2 separate regions of the Homo sapiens genome follow, and region 2 is linked to region 1. A link is a loop called in an ENCODE intact Hi-C map of the cell type or tissue named here. Cell type or tissue: PC-3. All regions are shown on one strand. Links, peaks and the distances in the headings refer to the core of each region. The heading gives the core; the rest is flanking DNA. Region 1 has its middle 18 kb from the start of LINC01911. Region 2 has its middle 150 kb from the start of LINC01911.

The links. Peaks named below come from ENCODE experiments on the same cell type or tissue, not always from the same donor. Only the 100,000 strongest peaks of a DNase experiment are listed, where the experiment ranks them.
Region 2: it touches region 1 in a loop (1.8-fold over the local background); 2 of 110 quality-filtered maps call a loop at or near these places.

Annotation. Positions count from the first base shown.
Region 1 is chr2:146,815,292-146,824,746 of GRCh38, reverse strand. No RefSeq gene overlaps it. Among named protein-coding and RNA genes, the nearest start is that of LINC01911, 18 kb to the left of the region's middle. RefSeq lists an enhancer at 2,793-3,404. In PC-3, for the core only: no CTCF peak of the experiment used is centred there; a DNase peak (open chromatin) is centred at 3,876; H3K4me3 peaks cover 926 bases; H3K27ac peaks cover 3,471 bases.
Region 2 is chr2:146,987,585-146,997,039 of GRCh38, reverse strand. No RefSeq gene overlaps it. Among named protein-coding and RNA genes, the nearest start is that of LINC01911, 150 kb to the right of the region's middle. In PC-3, for the core only: no CTCF peak of the experiment used is centred there; a DNase peak (open chromatin) is centred at 4,389; H3K27ac peaks cover 1,741 bases.

The sequences.
Region 1 (9,455 bases), core at 641-8,640:
TCTTGTAAGTAAGCACAAAGTGGATATTTACCCAGTTGAGCCTTCAGATGAGCCCCAGCCCTGGCTGATACTCTGATTGCAGCCTTGTGAGAGACCTTGAAACAAAGGACCCAGGTGCTTTTTTTTTTTTTTTTTTTTTTTTTTTTGAGACAGAGTTTCGCTATTGTTGCCTAGGTTGGTGTGCAGTGGTGTGATCCTGGCTCACTGTAACCTCCACCTCCTGGGTTCAAGTGATTCTCCTGCCTCAGCCTCCCGAGTAGCTAGGATTACAGGCATGTGCCACCACATCCAGCTAATTTTGTATTTTTACTTGAGATAGGGTTTCACCATGTTGGTCAGGCAAGTCTCAAACTCCTGACCAGCTGATTTTTGCACAAATTCCTGATCCACAGAAACTGGCCAACCAGCTGATTTTTGCACAAATTCCTGATCCACAGAAACTGTGGAATAAATGTTTTAAGCTGCTAAGTTTGTGCTAATTTATTACACAAAAATAGATAACTGATATAGGTCTTTTAATTTTAATTTTATTCATTTTGTAATTAATTTCTTCAGTATGGCATGGTCCAAAAAATGCATATTGTGTACTGTATATTTAAGCAAAATTCAGTGTAGAAGAAGAGGAATTGAGATAGAGCAGTAGTTCTCAACATTTCATGTGCATCAGCATCACTTGAAAGGCTTGTTAAAAATAGTTTTCTGCTCCTTTCCTCTAGGTTTTTGATTCATCAAGTCTTGAGTAGTTCCTGGGAATTCATAGTTCTAAAAAGTTCATAGATGTATTAGTTTCCTATTGCTGCCCTGACAAATTACCCAAAATTAAGTGATTGAAACAACACAAATTTATTATCGTATGATTCTGGAGATCAGAAGTCAGAAACAGGTCTGCCTGGACCAAAATAAAGGTGTTCTCTTTCTGGGTGCTCTAGGGGAGACTTTGTCTCTGTATTAGTCCATTTTCATGCTGCTGATAAAGACATACCCAAGACTGGGCAAATTACAAAAGAAAGAGGTTTAATTGGACTTACATTTCCACATGGCTGGAGAAGCCTCACAATCATGAGTGAGGGCAAGAAAAAGCAAGTCATCTCTTACATGAATGGCAGCAGGCAAAGAAAGAGCTTATACAAGGGAACTTCTCTTTTTAAAACCATCAGATCTTATGAGACCTATGTACCATCTCAAGAACAGCATGAGAAAGACTTGCTCCCGTGATTCATTTACCTCCCACCAGGTCCCTTCTACAACACATGGGAACTCCAGAAGAGATTTGGGTGTGGACACAGCCATACCATATCAGTCTCCATGCCTCTTCCAGCTTCTAGACACTGTCTGCATTCTTTGGCTCATGCTTCCTTCCACTGTCTTCAAAGTGTCTTCATCAAAGTAGCATCTTCAAATATTAATATCTTTCTGACTCTGACCCCTGACTCTCCTGCCTTTGTCTTTCACTTATAAAGACTCTTGTGCTTACAATGGACTCATCTGGATAATTCAAGATGCTCTTTCCCTCTCAAGACCCTTAATATAATCACATCGGCAAAGTCCCGTTTGCCATGTAAGGTAACATATTCACAAGTTTCCAGGAATCAATTGTGGATATTTTTGTGGAGCCATTATTCTGCCTGCCACACGAGGCAATGTTAATGCTGTTGGCCCAGAGACCACCCTGTGCGTATCACCAATTATAGATCGCTGTAAGAACCAAGCTCTCTCTGTCTTGGATTCTGTTTGCCTCAGCATGCCTTCCCCTTAGCCTTATCATCCAAAGATTCTACAGAAGTGATTCTCTTTGTGTGGACTGGAAGTTCCTTGGTACTCATATATATCCCACAAGGAGTTTCACTTGACTATAGGAAATTTTGTGCTGTGTTGATGGCAGCTGAAATGCTAATCTATCAGACCACTTGTTATGGTTTTTAATTTTATCTATGTTTTACCACAGCAAAAATCTTTTCTTTGATTATATGATATTTTGCCTTCTTCTGAGTTAGGCAAATTCCAAAATAGGTTTTGAAGCTCTCTAAAGTGTTTCCAGGATTAAATGAGTTTCAAAGATCACACCACTTAAAGCAGGAATGATAATATGCTAGAATTATCTACTATAAACCCTTTCCTCACATTTTTATCTTTTATTTTCCTAAAAGACTTTATTTTTTCCTCTAGTGTGTACATGTGAATGTGGGTATTTATTCTGGCATTTAAATATGCCTTGACTGTAAAAATGATTGTCTCTAGGAGAGGTATAATTGTTGTTGGTCAGTTAAGCTGATTAACACTGAAGGTTTAAAAATAAATATATTATCTGCCCTGATATGTCACCTTATGTAATAGCACAGTTTTAGACTTTATGGTGTATGTGTGTCTATGTCCATATCACAACATATCCCCTATCTGAAAGGGCAGGAAATATGTTTTTAAATTTAATGTCTACCTATTTTCCCTCCTAGCATGCTCAGAGGCTATTGTGGTTTTAACCTCTATTAGGAATTCTTTCTCAATTGACTCACACATGGTATTGTTAAAAATTTCAGGGAGTTTGCCACATTTTGTCTGGGAGAATTAGGGATGTTAAGGGTTAAAAAGGACTCTAGAATCTTAATATGTGCCGTAATGTATTACTGTTTTATGATCAGCTATTACATGTAGTTATGGAGTTAAATTTCCACACTTTGTTAAGTGAGCCCTTTGGTAATCTTCTATCAGTCTTTATATTCCAGAATATTTATAATCCCTTTGGGTATAAACACTTTATTCATTTCTTCCTCTGAGTCATGCTCCCATACCAATACAGCAGCAGATGTCCGAGACAATGTGGTCTCATTTGCACCCCTGTGTTCAACACTGGTAGTGGTTGCTATCTGGGAGAAAAAAAAAAAAATTAGCCACATTTTACTCTCAACTTGTATCAGTAATTTGGGTTTTCATGAGTTTGGTGTGTTGGTTCTTTATGCATGGCATAAAAATAAAAAGTACAAGTTCTTTCTATTTTTTTCCAAACGAAAGATAAATTGGATTTAGAAGCTCATGCCTAACTAAATGCTTTTGTCCACAGACCTGCTAACAATGGAAAATACCTAAGAATAGAAGGGAAATAAAAATAAATGGACCTCATTAAAACTTCTAAGGGATACCTGTGGCTATTTGACTTCCTCCCATACAGGGGGGTAAAGTTCAAAAAGTACAGAAAGTCCCAGGCTGTTGTCAACAAAACTATCACAAGACATTTTTGGAGGATTTTAGGTTTGTCATGTCTAAATTAACTTTTGAATGAAAAATAAATTTTTGTTAACTTTATTTTAACAGAAGATTGTATAATAAACCTGCAAAACCAATCATTCACAATATAAGACTCTTCAAAGGAGAAGGGGTTATGAGTGTGTATAAAATCTGTCTTCTGATTTTTTAACAAATATTTTTGCCAAATTTAGCTTTGTTGCTCTGAATTCATTGATTCTATTGCTATTTTTCAAATGAGTCAGTATACGTAATTTTAGATTTTTTTCAATTTAAAATAAATACATTTTAGGGAAGTTTCCCAGCTTGTGAAGTTGTAGATGTTACTGTGAAATAGTTGTCATTTTCTATTGCTAAAACTAATATCAATACGTTTACTTTAAAAATCAATGCTTTTATGAAATGCCAGAATTATAGATGTGCTTATATATTGTAACACTAGTAAAAGAGACTCAGTAATGTACATTTATTACCCTCTTTCTATTACATTCAAAGCAGATATTTTCTGAATATTTTTTAGATTTAAAGACACTTGCTCCTCCTGAATTATTTTAGTCCATCTCCAGGGAGTTCTTCTGTTGCCGACTTATCGGATGTGAGACAATTTACATGCTATAAAAATAAGTGAAAGTAATGTGATGTGTCAGATTTCTAGTGGCGTATGAGTCATCATCCTGTTGGCATGGCATGAAGTTTCACAGAAAAACAATCTTTTATTATATTATTGCTGAAAATTAATTAAAATTAAAGCCTTTTTTAAAAAAGAAAAAACATGATAGATTTAATTCCTAACTAAAAATGAAAAGCTTCTTTTGTCTCTTATTATGCATTTATATGAAAATTGTTCTTCCTCTCTCTATTACTTATTAGTTAATATATATTTGTTAAGCATTTGCTATGGATAAGATTGGGCACTCGGTAATGAAATTGCAAGGAGTAATAGATAACCAATAATCTGGCCAGGCGCGGTGGCTCACGCCTGTAATCCCAGCACTTTAGGCGGGCGGATCACAAGGTCAGGAGATCGAGACCATCCTGGCTAACACGGTGAAAACCCATCTCTACTAAAAATACCAAAAAAAAAAAAAAAAAAAAAAAGAGCCAGGCGTAGTGGCAGGCGCTTTTAGTCCCACCTACTCGGGAGGCTGAGGCAGGAGAATGACGTGAACCCGGAAGGCGGAGCTTGCAGTGAGCTGAGATCGCGCCACTGCACTCTAACCTGGGCGACAGAGCGAGACTCTGTCTCAAAAAAAAAAAAAAAAAAATAGATAACCAAGAATCTATAGATTGTAACTGATCATTGACTAAAGAAATGATACACATATCAAGAGTGCTAAGAAAGTTGAAGGAAAAAGAGAAAATATCCAACTAGGGTTTAGATGGAAAGCTTAAAAAGATTCCAGCAAAGAAACCACCACTTGAATGTAATATAATAATACAAGAACAGGCAGAGAACAAAAAAATGCACAGCTAATATTTACCCTACTTCTACTATGGGCATTAAGCCACATTAGGAGACTAAAGAAAATGTTATCTATTTATATTGACACATTTTCTTCCAAAAAGTTAAAATTATCAGTAAGTCCACTTAAATAATGGATTCACATTTAATATTGTTAATGATAACCCTTTCTTTAACTGTAAATTATGCTTTTTGCTTTGAATTAATGATAATATGCAGATATTGGTAAGACAAATTTTTAAATTTAATCTTTATCTCAATTTTCCAAATGTATATTGTAGTGTGTCGTTTGAAATATTTATGTATAAAGTATGTATAGATTATAATGATGAGCATAAATACTTAGAAATAAGTAAATATGCATATATTAGCATGTGTGTGCTAAAAAATATTTTACTGATAAATGGAGAATGATCATAATAATTTGGTTCTTTTTCCAAAGCAAAAGACATGCTTCTTTTCCCAACATTAGTCAAACCTCTCTTATCATTCAGCTCTTTCAGAAAGCTCAAACTTCTTAATACCTTGCTAGATTACAAGCGAATTGATTGCTGTCTATCACCATTTCGTAGGATATATGAGGTGTTCTTAAAGCCATGGCTCCTAAAGCCCTTCTCCCTAAAATGTTCATGACCTTAATTGGCCTACAGATAATTTATATTTTATACTATATTAACTATTTATTCGTGCTGTCTTATATCCTCCAAAGGTCTGTCCACAGACCTAACAATTCAGTCTGCAAAATGTTAGAGATGAAGAGCTGAGTCACTGGAGCTTTGTGGACAGTTATAGTTAATAATGAGAATTCACAAACACATGTACATTTTAATACCGATGAAGCTCTATAGTAGTTTGTTTCCTGCACAAGTCATTGCTTTCTCTTGTACAAATGCACAACTTTTCAGTTGGGCATAATTACAGAGGGAAGGGATCAACATGTGATGCATGTGATAGAAACTACCGCGCTATCATTTCCTGAACATCTATTTTATGTAACATAGTTAATGATGACAGTGAAATGGCAAAATATCCCTTTTTACTATGTGCAAGGTTGGAACTTCGTATCCATGTATTGTGTATGTTTAAAAGGACATGTGGTTGTCTGGGCACAGTGGCTCACGCCTGTAATCCCAGCACTTTGGGAGGCCCAGGCGGATCACGAGGTCAGGAGATCGAGACCATCCTGGCTAACACGGTGAAACCCCGTCTCTATTAAAAATACAAAAAATTAGTCAGGCATGGTGGCAGGCACCTGTAGTCCCAGCTACTTGGGAGGCTGAGGCAGGAGAATGGTGTGAACCCAGGAGGTGGAGCTTGCAGTGAGCTGAGATCACACCACTGCACTCCAGCCTGGGTGACAGAGGGAGACTCTGTCTCAAAAAAATAAACAGAAACAAAAACAAAAAAAAAGGACATGTGAACAGTGTTTCCAGGAGACTGAGGCAGAAGCTGTACCAGGGTAGTAGATCCCTCAGCTTGATCTGGGAAATGTAAAAATCTCAGGCACCACACGACATTTCCTGAACCAGAACCTCAAGAAGCAGGGCCCAGGAATCTGCATTTCAACAAGCTCTCAGATGATTCTTATGTACACTAAAGTTTGGGAAGCACTTCTCGAAAAGAAATAGTGATTTAGGTTGCCACTTCAGAATAGACATGAAATTTTTCAGAATTCTCCAGGAAACTATGTCAAAGGGTTCTTATGAGCCTCCATGACTCACTGATGCATTTTAAAGCTGAAAATGAGTTATTCACATACTATTTCACAGCAGTGAAGAATGACACTGATTTCTCAAATTGGTGGCAAATAAATCCAAATCAAACTGTATTTTGTGGAAATATATTTGATGAACAAATAAAATACAAAAATGGTTAAGTGTGAACCATGAAGAGAAGCAGATTAGTCTGTATTAATTACCACAGCTATGATAAAATAATGGGCTGGATAGTGATGCTTAACTAAAGCCACTTATGCTTTTGTTTTTCTCTCAAAGAAGAAAACCATACCTCTTCTGAGAAAAGTGAGTCCAGATACCAGATTTATAGGAGGGACAAGAAGGCCTTAGTAATGAGACATCTAAAAATTAAATCAATAGGAGTTAAATATTTTCAAAACTAATTTTGTCAGTACTTTTCATAAAAATACAAGCCCAAGCTTGTTTACGTGTGAATCAGGTTTAGCTTGTTAATTGGTATTTGGCATTTCTTTGTTCTTGAAACAGTATGATGCCTAGAGGAGGCTGTATGAGAGAGAGCAAGAGACAGAGGAGAGAAACAGCAGTGCTTAACAGCTTACTAACACTGATCCTATTTATTCTGTGTCAGTTTGTCATCCTTGGTTGAACAAGGAAAATATGCCATATAGAAACTGATAGCCTCTTTGCCTGAATTAAGCATATTTGTGTACACTCATTTATATTTTCAGCAGGGAATGGCAAAATTTATGCCACTTCTTATCTATTGTATCTAATTCAGACTCTAGCAATCTAAGGGCTGTTTATAGTTTCATGAAAATAAATATTGCCCAATGTGAGAAATAAGATTACCTATCTTCTCATAGCACAGCTGCCCTAGTTGACCATTCAGCTTAATGTAGTAAATGGAAATCAGGAAACTGGTTCTACCCCTAGCTGTACCTTTAACTTCTCACTTAACCTCTCGGAGTTTTATTTTTTCCAATATTTAAAACTAAGGTATTAAATGATTGCTAAAAATGCTATGATTCTATAAACACTGACAGTGATCACTTTTGGGGTGTAATTCCAGGGAGGCCTGGCCAGGAAGGATCTAATTTGAATCTAAGTCCAAGAGAAATTCACAATCCAAAATTTAACCACTTATCAGATGAAAATTATTCAGGAACATTATGTTAAATTATGCTTTTGAAATTTCTTCTAAATCATACTCAACAGTGGAAAATTGAAAGTTTTCCTTCTTAGATCTGGAATAAGAAGAGGATGCCCACTCTTGCCACTGCTATTCAACATGGTACTGCAAGTTGAAGATACAGCAATGAGGTAAGAGAAAGAAATCAAAGGCATCCAAATTGGAAAGTAAGAAGTTAAATTTTCCCTGTTTGCAGGTAGCATAATCTTATAGGTAGAAAACTCCAAAGACTCCACTAAAATACTGTTAGAACTGATAAACAAATTCAGTAAAAGTACAGAATACAAAATCAACATACAAAAATCAGTAGCCTTTCTACAAACTAACAACGAACTATCCAAAAAGGAAATTAAGAAAACAATTCCATTTACAATAGCTACAAAACTATTAGGAATAAATCTAACCAAGGAGTTGATAGACTCATACAGTGAAAACTGTAAAATATTGATGAAGGAAAATTAAAAAGACATAAATAAATGGAACAATATCCAGTGTTCATTGATTGGAAAATTTCATATTGTCAGAATATCCATGCTACCCAAAGCACTCTACAGATTCAATGCAATCCTTGTCAGAATTTTAAAGCTGTTTATTACAGAAATAGAAAAAACAATCCCAACATTAATATGGAACCAAAAAAGACCCCAAATAACCAAACCAATCTTGAGCAAAAAGAACAAAGCTGGAGTTGTCGTACTATCTGACTTTAAAATATACTACAAAACTATTCAATTAATTTTTTACAAAGGTCCCCCAAACACAATGCAGGAAGAACAGTCTCTTCAATAAATGATGTTGGAAAAACTGGCTATTCCTATGAAAAAAAATAAAATTAGAACCTTATCTCACATTGTACACAAAAATCAACTTAAAATGGATTCAAAACTTAAATGTAAGTCCTAAACCTATAAAATTACTAGAAGAAAACATAGTAGAAAGGCTCCATGACATTGGCCTAGGCAATAACTTTTTTTAATATGTCCCCAAAAGCCCAAAATAGACACGATTGTTGCCCAAGAGGCAACAAAAGCAAAAATAGACAAATGGGATTACATCAAACTAAAAACACTTCTATACAGCAAAGAAAAGAACACAGTGAAGAGAAAACCTATAGAATGGGAGAACATATTTGCAAACCATACATCTTATCAGGGGTAAGTTAATATCCAAAATATGTAAGGAATTCAAGCAACTTAATAGCAAGAAAACAACCCAATTTAAAAATGAACAAAGGACCTGAATAGACATTTCCCAAGAGAAGACTTACAAATGGTCAGCAGATATATTTTAAAAATGCTCATTACTAGTGAAGAAATGCAAACTAAAACCACAATGAGATATCATCTCACACCTCTTAGAATGGCTAGCATCAAAAAGATAAAAGGTAAGTTTTGGCAAGGATGTGGGGAAAAGGAAATCTTTGTATACATCAGGTGAGAATATAAATTAGTACAGCCATCATGAAAAAGAGTATAGAGCCCTTCAAAAAATTATAACTACCATATGATCCAGAAATCTCGCTATTGAGTATATATCCAAAGGATATAAAATCAGTATGTCAAAGAGATGTCTGCACACTCACTTGTTCATTCCAGCATTATTCACATTAGCCAAGATATGAAATCAACCTAAGTGTTTATCAATAAATGAATGGATAACAATATTTGGTATATATCCAGCCATTAAAGAAGAAGAAAATCCTGTCCTTTGAGACAACCTGGATGATCATCGGTATCAATATGCTAAGTAAAATAAGCCAAGCACAAAAAGACAAATACCCAAAGTCTAACCTATACATGAGATCTAAAAAAGTTGAACTCATAGTAGAGAATAGAATGGTGGTTACTAGAGGCTAGTGGCAGAGATAGAA
Region 2 (9,455 bases), core at 969-8,968, 170 kb before region 1:
CACATTCTAAAGTCAATAGGAAAGAGGTTTCTGAATAAAAGCCTTAAAATTACCTTATGAATTATTAATTACAGGGCATATTACCTTTGAATTATAAAAGCCCAGAAAAATGGAGAGGAGAATTGAAAAACATCAATCTTGGGTTCTTTAAAAATGTAATACCAATCATTTGAGCAGTGTACAAATCTTTTATTAAAGATAAAAAAGAGGTGATACGTTTTTTATTAACTGGAGGATATGTTCAATCCACATGATTAAAAATCTCATTACTAACTCAAGTCAGGAAAGTGATTTATTACTGAAACAGAATGGGAGGCATTCGGTTGTCCACAGCAGCGTTTATCAGAAGTAGAACTATCAGTTTGTATCTATTTTAGCATGCTTAATATTTTTTAAAGGTGGCCTTGCCATCTGTTTGAAGAATTGAAGATATTTTTCTAAAGTTGGCAAACTACCTTACAGCAAAAACATTAGCTGTTTTTCATTTAGCTTAAAGTTTTAAGTTTTACAAATAAAGATTATGTCTGTGCTCTAATGAAGGTAAGGGTTTCCACTGTAAAGGAAAAAAAAAAAAAAAAAGAAATAAAGGCTGGAGTTCCTGTCCTCAATATATAAGTTCCTGTCCTCAATGTATTTTTTAAAAAAGGTTCTATTCATAAACATTTTTTATCAGAAGACAACTCTTTTTTTTTTTTTTTTTTTTTTTGAGACAGAGTCTCGCTCTGTCACCCAGGCTGGAGTGCAGTGGCACGATCTCGGCTCACTGCAAGCTCCACCTCCCGGGTTCACACCATTCTCCTGCCTCAGCCTCCCGAGTAGCTGGGACTACAGGTGCCCGCCACCACGCACAGCTAATTTTTTTTGTATTTTTAGTAGAGATGGGGTTTCACCGTGTTATCCAGGATGGTCTCGATCTCTTGACCTCGTGATGCGCCCGCCTCGGCCTCCCAAAGTACTGGGATTACAGGGGTGAGCCACCGCACCTGGCCAACAACTCTTTTTTTTTGTAAAAGGAGAGAAAATGTCATGTATATTTGAAATGGCAGGCAGAGAGATTATTATTATCTTTTAGATACATTGGTTCCTGTGATTGTTGCCATTTTGTTTTTAAGAGTAATTGTTATCTTTACTTTCTGAATGATTTCAGACTCTTAGGTCTTAATTGACTATCTAAGGTACTATATTTAGTAAAAAGTTCCTTATTAGTAACTAATTTTTTAGTATTAATGCTTATTTGTTCTTATCTTTAGTAAAATAATCTCCCAGATGTTAGAGAAATCAGTGAAGGCTGTTGATGTCAGGCTATCCCTCATGGACCTTAAGGGGAATTTGGAAGCTGAGTATGATTTGGCTGGATGGAAGGTGAACGACATTTAGTATAAAGAAACTGGTGCTGTCTTCTTAACATCCTCAGCTAAGGTTGAGCTTGGTGTGTTGGGAAGGTAGATAGAAAGTGGCTTGGGGAAAAATGGGGAGGAAACATCCTTGGTTGTTCATCAAAAGCTTAAAGAGAAAATTTTGGATTAGCTAAGACCGAGCCCAGTTATAGAAGATTTAGTACATGAGAATGAAGTTATAGGAAGCCAATCAAAGTTTTTAGAACAAAAGAGTGGTGGGAAGAGAAAATGAGCCATTCAGTTGACTGGGGAGGGAAACATTTAAGCCAGGGAGAGCAGTTAGAATGCCGTCATAATGATTCCATGGGCAGTAGGTTATGGAACTAAGCAAAAAAGTGATATTGGTCAAAAACATCTTGAGAGAAGAATTTACTAGATAAGAAGGCAAGAATTTACAAGATAAAGTTCTTTGTCACTGCTAAAAGGATATTCCTGGGATTTCAGGTGGTTATGCCAGTGCCACAGATCTTAGGAAGCACTTAAGAGGTTTTTCTAGAGCCTTTCTCTTCATGTATTTCTTCATGCATGAAGAGAATCAGACACCAAACTCTTTTAAGAACTCTGTTCTCCCAATAGAGATCATTTGACTCTTCCCATTCAGACTGGAGACAGCTGAAATTGCATCTGTGTGTTAATTTACAAATGGTGTCTTCAGGGATTGCTTATTTTAACTATCACTAGGAGCACCATGCTTCTAAGACTGCTTTGGAATTTGGGCTTCTAACTAAATATTAAGCAATAACCACCATGTTATAGGTGGCTGGTATCACAATGGATGTGAAAGATTGAAAACTTAGAAACATTTTCCTCTCTCATTTTAAAAAATAAAATTTAACTTAAGAATGGTTGCCATGGATATGGTCACATTGTCTAGTTTTTTTGGCACAGTTATGTGTGTATATTTTCTCTGACTTATATAGTGCATTCTGAAAAAGAAAGGCCTGTAGAGTCTCATGTCCATCTACCTATATTTATATATGTTTGAATGTGTATATGTACTTAAAAAACAACTGTGCTTCAAATGCAAAATGCCTGTAACAAAGCATCACATTTCTTCAAGCTGTTTTCTCCCCTTTGAGTATTTGAGTTTAGACAAATGCCTTTTCCCTGTTCCTTTTTTTTTTTTAAGCTGGCACATTCTTGTTCAATGAAAACAAGGGAGCAAGGGATTATTCTAGCCATTGAAATAGAAATGGTGTGTGAATCTGACAGCTGGAGCTTGGGTGTGAGATATTGCAATTTTTGCTGTAGGGAAAGGAGATAAAATGAGGGTTTGAATTTCATAGCATAAGGGGCTACCTAAATAGCAGCTGTTAGATATGAAATCCCTGCCGAAGATTAGAAAATGGTGGGGGTTAGGTCTTCCTAAGCCCAAAGAGTTGGAGGTGGGAGTGGAGGAGTCACGTTGCTTTATTTGAAGTGGATTTTTTTTTCCTTTTCTAACTCATGGCAATTGCTTTCTGGGTATAGAACTGCACATTCATAAATTCTCTTCACTTGCCTAGATTAAAAAAAAATACCTGTAGCCTTAGAGTTTTCATTTTGAAGGAGATGAATAATATCCATAGATTACATGAGCGAGTGCATGTTTTGAAACTGTTAAGATTGTTAATAACATTTCAGTGGGCTTGGTTTTGCATTTCAAGAGGGAATGTTGTAGTGAGTTTGATTTCCAGATGACAATAAAGTGATTCCTCTCTGAGTAGCACTTAGTTGATCACTTTTTAATGCAATTGTTATTCCCTTGTATTACAGATATTAGAATAATAGTATCCTATCTGTCCTACAAGATAGATACTTTCAGCACACCCATTTCCTCTCTCCCACCATCACACACCCTTCTGATGCTCCATTCACAATGTATTCTGTTCAGTTTCTCAAACACAACTTGTTATGTTTCATTCCTGGGACTTCAGAGCCATACAAAAATGTAGAAAATGACTAAGCTCCTATTCCTACTACCTCTCTGTCTTTCCTCCAAAGGAACCATTGCAAACAGTTGCTGGTGTGATGTGGAGTAATAGGTATTGTGGTGGACTCCCAAACATATCTCCCAAATTATTAGTCTAAATCAGTGGTTCTCAAACCTTTTGGTAAGGGAAACCTCTTTAAAATTATTGAAAACTCTTAAAGAGCTTTTATTTATTTGATTATATCAATCAATATTTACCATAGTAAAAATTAAAACTGAAAATAATTTTATGTTTAAATATTCATTTAAAACTAATAGTAATATTTCCATTACATATCAACATTAATAACATATATTATGGTAAGTAAATATTCTAAGGCAAAAAATTTTGCCTCAATTTGTAATTCTTCATCTCAACTGGTAATTCTTCAGATTTCCTCCTCTTATTATAAATTATATGATTCTAATCCTTTTAATTTGTTTGAGGCTTGTTTTATGGCCTGGCATATGGTTTATATTGGAGAATGTTCCGTGTACACTTCAAAGAATATGTACTCTGTTGCTGTTGGGTAAAATGTCTCTATTATGCTATAGGTATCTATTAGGTCTAGCTGGTTTATAGTGTTGTTGGAGACTTATTTTCTTGTAGATTTTCTCCTATAGTTTATATTCATTATTAAAAGTAGGGTAATGAACCTTGTTAAACTGTCTATTTTTCCCTTCAGTATAGTCCACTTTGCTTCATGTATTTTGGAGCTCTGTTTTTAGGTGCATATATTTTAAAAATTGTTCTGCCTTCCTGATGGATTGATCCTTTTATTGTTATAAAATGACCTTCTCTTTCTCTAGTAACTTTTTTTCTTGAAGTCTATTTCATATGATATTAGTATAACTACTCCAGCTGTCTTTCGAGTACTATTTGCATGGTATACTGTTTTATAACTTTTTACTTTCGATATATTTTTGTCTTGAATCTAAAGCATATCTGTTGTAGACAGCCTGGAATTATCTTTCCTCAGGTAGCCTGTGACCTATTCCCTCAGGTCATTAGGACCTCTTGGCAAATGTCATTTCCTCATCCATGCCATATTTCTGGTGCCTGGGACAGTGACTAATGCAACTCAGTGACTCAATATGTATTTGTTGAATGAATAAAATTTAATGTGATCTATCTAGAAAAAAATAAATTTTATGATTTAATGTTAAACAGAGTACAAAAAAATCTACTACTACAGTTTCAGAAATTACATGCAACTAATTATTAACAACCTACCACTTGTCAAGTTTTAGTGAGTTTTAAGGAAGCGCTGACCCAAAAGCAATTTCCAGAATTGCAAAATATAGACTTCCATCAAACTATTATTTTATAAAAGCAATGAGAACACTAGCACAAGTTGTCAAAATCAACTTTTTTTCAGAACTCTGAAAGTTAACCAAAACCATGCAACAATCTAAGGATGATTCACTCAATAAAAATGGCTGAATCTTGGTAAGGGCAGAGAACTTTATGATGTTTCAACTTGACTTATTCCAATTTCCCTCTCCCCAGGTCCACAGTAGCATTGAAAACCAAAGGAAAGGCCCTGCGTGGCCTGTTTAGAGCACAGCAAGAAAGCTTGCATTAAGGGAGTGAAGTAAGTGAGAGGAAGATACCAATGAGACTAGAGTTGATGCTAGAAGCCAATTTGTATAGAATCTGTGGGTCCTGGTAAATTTAGATTCTATTCTAAGGGTGATGAGAAGCTATTAGAAGCTGTTGAGTAAAGAAGTACCATGATCTGACTCATGTGTTAATGGTGTTAATGGAATTACTTTAATCTGTGCTCCTTTTTGAGTGGTTCACAATCTTCAGCTTTATCATGTCCTCGTCTCCCCAGCAAACCAGAAAGTTTCTTTGGTATGTTAAGATGCTAAGATGCTAAGAGCTGCCAGCTATTAATCTAACCTAAGTAGCTAGGAACCCTATACCCATATAGTAGACGAAAGAGTTTTAGGTTAAGACTTTGCTGTGTTTTTGTTTTTCATATTCATTTATGAAATCCTCTTTTAAAAACATTTGTAAAGCAAGCCATAGTAAGACTATCTTACAGCACAGAAATAATTATTTACCAAATACATTATTTATAGAGGAGAGGAAAGAGAAGATTAATTTTCTCCCCTTTTGTGTTTCCATTTATAATAAAAGGAAAGAACCAATCCTGAAACATTTTATTGGCAATCAGAAAGTAAACTTCATGCCATGGCTTTTTTTGCTATAACAGTAACAGTAACAGCAACGACAATTACCTATTTTTTTGTTAAAATGCAAATTAGAAAAATTATTTCTTTTTTAAAGTATTCTATGCTAGAGCAAACACACTTGAAGAACTAGAGTAAACACGGCTATGCAGAACTTGGCAAACTAGCTCCCTAATATTAATTCTTAATGAGTTGTATCAAGTATTCCATCTACTTATTCCAATCTGGGATTATTTTATTAGCAGTTTTTTGACTGTTTCTAATCAATTTCTGGAAATATCCAACTTTTATCTAATCTATAACTATTATCTATTTTTAGTACAGAGTTTTGGAGTGATGCCATTGCTATCTCTCCTAAGCCTATCTCTTGTGGTAGCCCTGGATGTCATATTTGAATATAATAATATTAGAGAACACAGATTAATTTGTTTTACATATTCAGAGATAGGTTTTTGGGGAAAGTGTTATGCAAATTTATGTAAATTGGAATGCATGTTTATGTAAAACAACATGTGATTATGCATCCCTAAATTTACGAGAAAAATTCTGCTAGTCTTCTCTTAAAGTAGGGAAAATACAAATATACTCACAATCCCAGTTTGGACTAGAAATCTTGCTAGAATGGTTTGTCTGGCATGTGGAAAGGCTCTCGTGTGCCATGGCATTGGTTGAGGATTCTGTGTTTCCTTTGCTGAAACATGGTTTTCAGCTTGAATTTCAGAGAATGTTGCCAATTTTATCTCTCCTTCTCTGCTTTCTTTTATTTCCGTGATGAAAGATCTTGATTTCCACTAAGTAATTCAAAATGGATTTGTGAGTTCTTACTCAATTTTATAAATAAACATACATTGGTTGAGGTCACTGCATTTGCCTTTTTGTAATGAACTGTCAAAAAGATAATGGCATGTCCCCAGCTTTCTGACACACTTCCCGTGTTTTTTTTTTCTTTTTGAAATGCATAGAAATAACATTGCTTCATCCTCTATGGCTAGGGCGACCACAGATGTATTTTGTCCAAACAAGTATTCCTTTGAAAGTGACTAGGATTATATCACTTTTAAGGGTTAAACCAGGACAGTTCCAGCAAAATTGACATGTGATTGCCCTAACTATGTTTAATTCTCAGTCTTTTTTTCCCCTTCGGCAAGTTTATGTGACTGGTCCATTTCATGATTCATTCTAATTTTTTTTTAAATCTCAAAGCCCCACAATTTTTATCAATCAGATGTTCTCTAGAATTCTCATTACAAGAATGTTACTTTCATGTATCATGTTTTAACTGTTAGTTGTCAAATTCCTTTTCCTCAGTCATACTTTTATACTGTTGTTGGACTTAAGATATTAAGAAACAGAAATTTTTTTATTTGGTTTTATGTTTCTGCTTCTTGTGGCAGCAGGGAGAGAGAGATGAGGAGAGAGAGAGAGAGAAAGAGAGAGAAATTAAGATATGTTTTCCCATCCTGAAGCAACCTCAGGCATCATCTCTTTTCCTCACAAATTCTGTCAGTTGCTTTCTTTTCTCATGTCTGCATATTGCCAATCTGAGAAAAATCTTACCTTCCAGGAAGGGCTTAAGGCTGTGATAAGCAAAAAGCACTGCATGTTGTAATAACTAAATGGTGAGCTATTTTACTTGCTGGAGATGATTCTATTCTCCCAACCAAGTCTAATGGCAGTTGAATGAGACATCTTGAAAAGAGAGGAGATCGTGTGAAATTTATGAGAAGGTTCTTGGAAGGGGGCAGTGTCCTAGCAACCTGGGGGTTTAGGTGACAGAAAATTGAACACATTTCTGGTGTCTTTTATTCAATGATCTTAAACTCTTTTCCACTGTTGATCAAATATAATAGGATTTTTTTTTTTTAAATAGATCTCACATAGGAGAGAGAGCAGAGTTGACGCAGTTCCTATACCTTTGAGAGCACAGGACAGGGCAATGAAAAGAAAGCTAGATTGGCAGTCAGGAGAGTGTGATTCTACAATTTACTGTATTTTTGAGGCTTGTTTTTACTAATATTAAAAGGTGTGTGTGTGTGTGTGATAATTTTCTACAAATGACCTACTCAAAGTTTGGAGGAGCAAATAAGACATTAATCATTGAAATACATCAGGCATCATATCAATGTAAGTAACACCACTATAAAGCGAGGTGTCTACATAGCAGGAATGAAATAGAAGTTAATTAAATTATTACTGAATGATCAAGTGAGAGTATTAATGTGAACTTCCAATTTCTTTACCCTATTCTAGCAGATAAACTTTCAAAAAATCCCTGATCTTCTAAAACATACTTAAAAAAAGAGAGAGAGAAAGGCAAATTAATTAATCTCAGGACAAGCAACTTCCTCTCAGATGGTTAGTCATGATATTCTGTTGCCTCATATCCTTTTAGGAATAAGGCAAAGTATGAATATATGAATATATAAAAATTCATGTGTCTTGAAGTGTGTGTGTGTGTGTGTGTGTGTGTGTGTGTGTGTAAAAAACCAACAACCCTAACTTTCTATTTCTTTAAATTTCTTTTTTTTTTTTGAGATGGGGTCTCACTATTTTGCCCAGGCTGGTCTCCAACTTTTGGGCTCAAGCGAGCCTCCTACTTCAGCCTCCCAAAGTGCTGGGATTATAGACGTGAGCTACTGCACCCACCCACTCGCATTCTATCTGCTGTGAACTTCAACTTTAATCTGTATTATCACATTTTGGAGAACTTACTAAGATATCCTTATCCTTGTTAAGAGATCAAGGTGAACTTTATTCTAACCCTACTATTTATCCCTTCAATATAAGTAATACTACTATAAAGCCATGTATCTACATAGCAGGAATAACATAAGAGTTAATTGAATTTTTTATTAAATGATCAAGTGAAAGTATTGATATGAAATTCTAGTTTCTTTTCCCAGGATATTGTATAAAGGAAATGCATGATTAAAGGGCAATAGTTACATGGAAAACACATTACTGCTTCAGTAATGGCTAAGGAAGCATGTTACACACACTGCTTACCCTAACCCTCCCTTTCCTCACCTCCCCCTCCATCTGGTCTGAGGGCAAAGCTTTCTGGTAGATATATAGGAGTATAGCTTGGGTTTGGAATCCAACTGGAGACTCTTTCTTTCCCCAAATTTTGAAACTCTTATATTTGAGAACACTGAGAGAGAGAGAGAGAGGAGAGAGAGGAGAGAGACCTGTTACTGGGCCCTCTTAAGTGCATTTACTCACCAGCTGCATGATGGACAGGAGAGAAGAAAACAATTTTCCTGCTCCTATGACTGCCAACCTGTTTGTGGCTATGAGACAGACAACAGGAAGAGCGTGGTTTATTGCCACTAGGCCACAATAGTCTTACGCACTAGTAAAATATAGCCCAATTAATACCTCTGGTGACTACCATTCAGAATATCAGGTCATCCTTTTTGGAGAAGGAGCTGCTGATAGATGTGGGCAGTAAGACAGAAGATCTCTCACCTTCCATAGAGAAAAGGAGATGTTAGCTCTCTCTGCTTTACTTATCATTTGTCTTGCAATAATTACAGGTTTCAGGAATAATCTTGGTCTGTGATTTCTTGTTCTTCAAGATAACTAAGAGTCTTTGAAAATTCTAATGTAATGTATAAGCAGTGTTAGATGTGGGCTCTTTCCAGTGTGATGAGCTTAAATTCTACATCCTACAAGCAAAATAGTCAATAAAATCCACCCCTCTATTTACAGTCTCAAAAGAAGATATGTCCAGGGAAGAGCAGCTGCTCTGTTTTCTCACTTCCCTTGGCTAATCACTGTCTCCCCACCAATCTCGTTTGTATCTTCTTTTAGTACAAGGAACCAACTAAATGGTATATATTGAGTCATTAAATATATTAGGCATTTAAGCCATTGCTAATTGTCAAACATATTGCAGAATTGTAGCA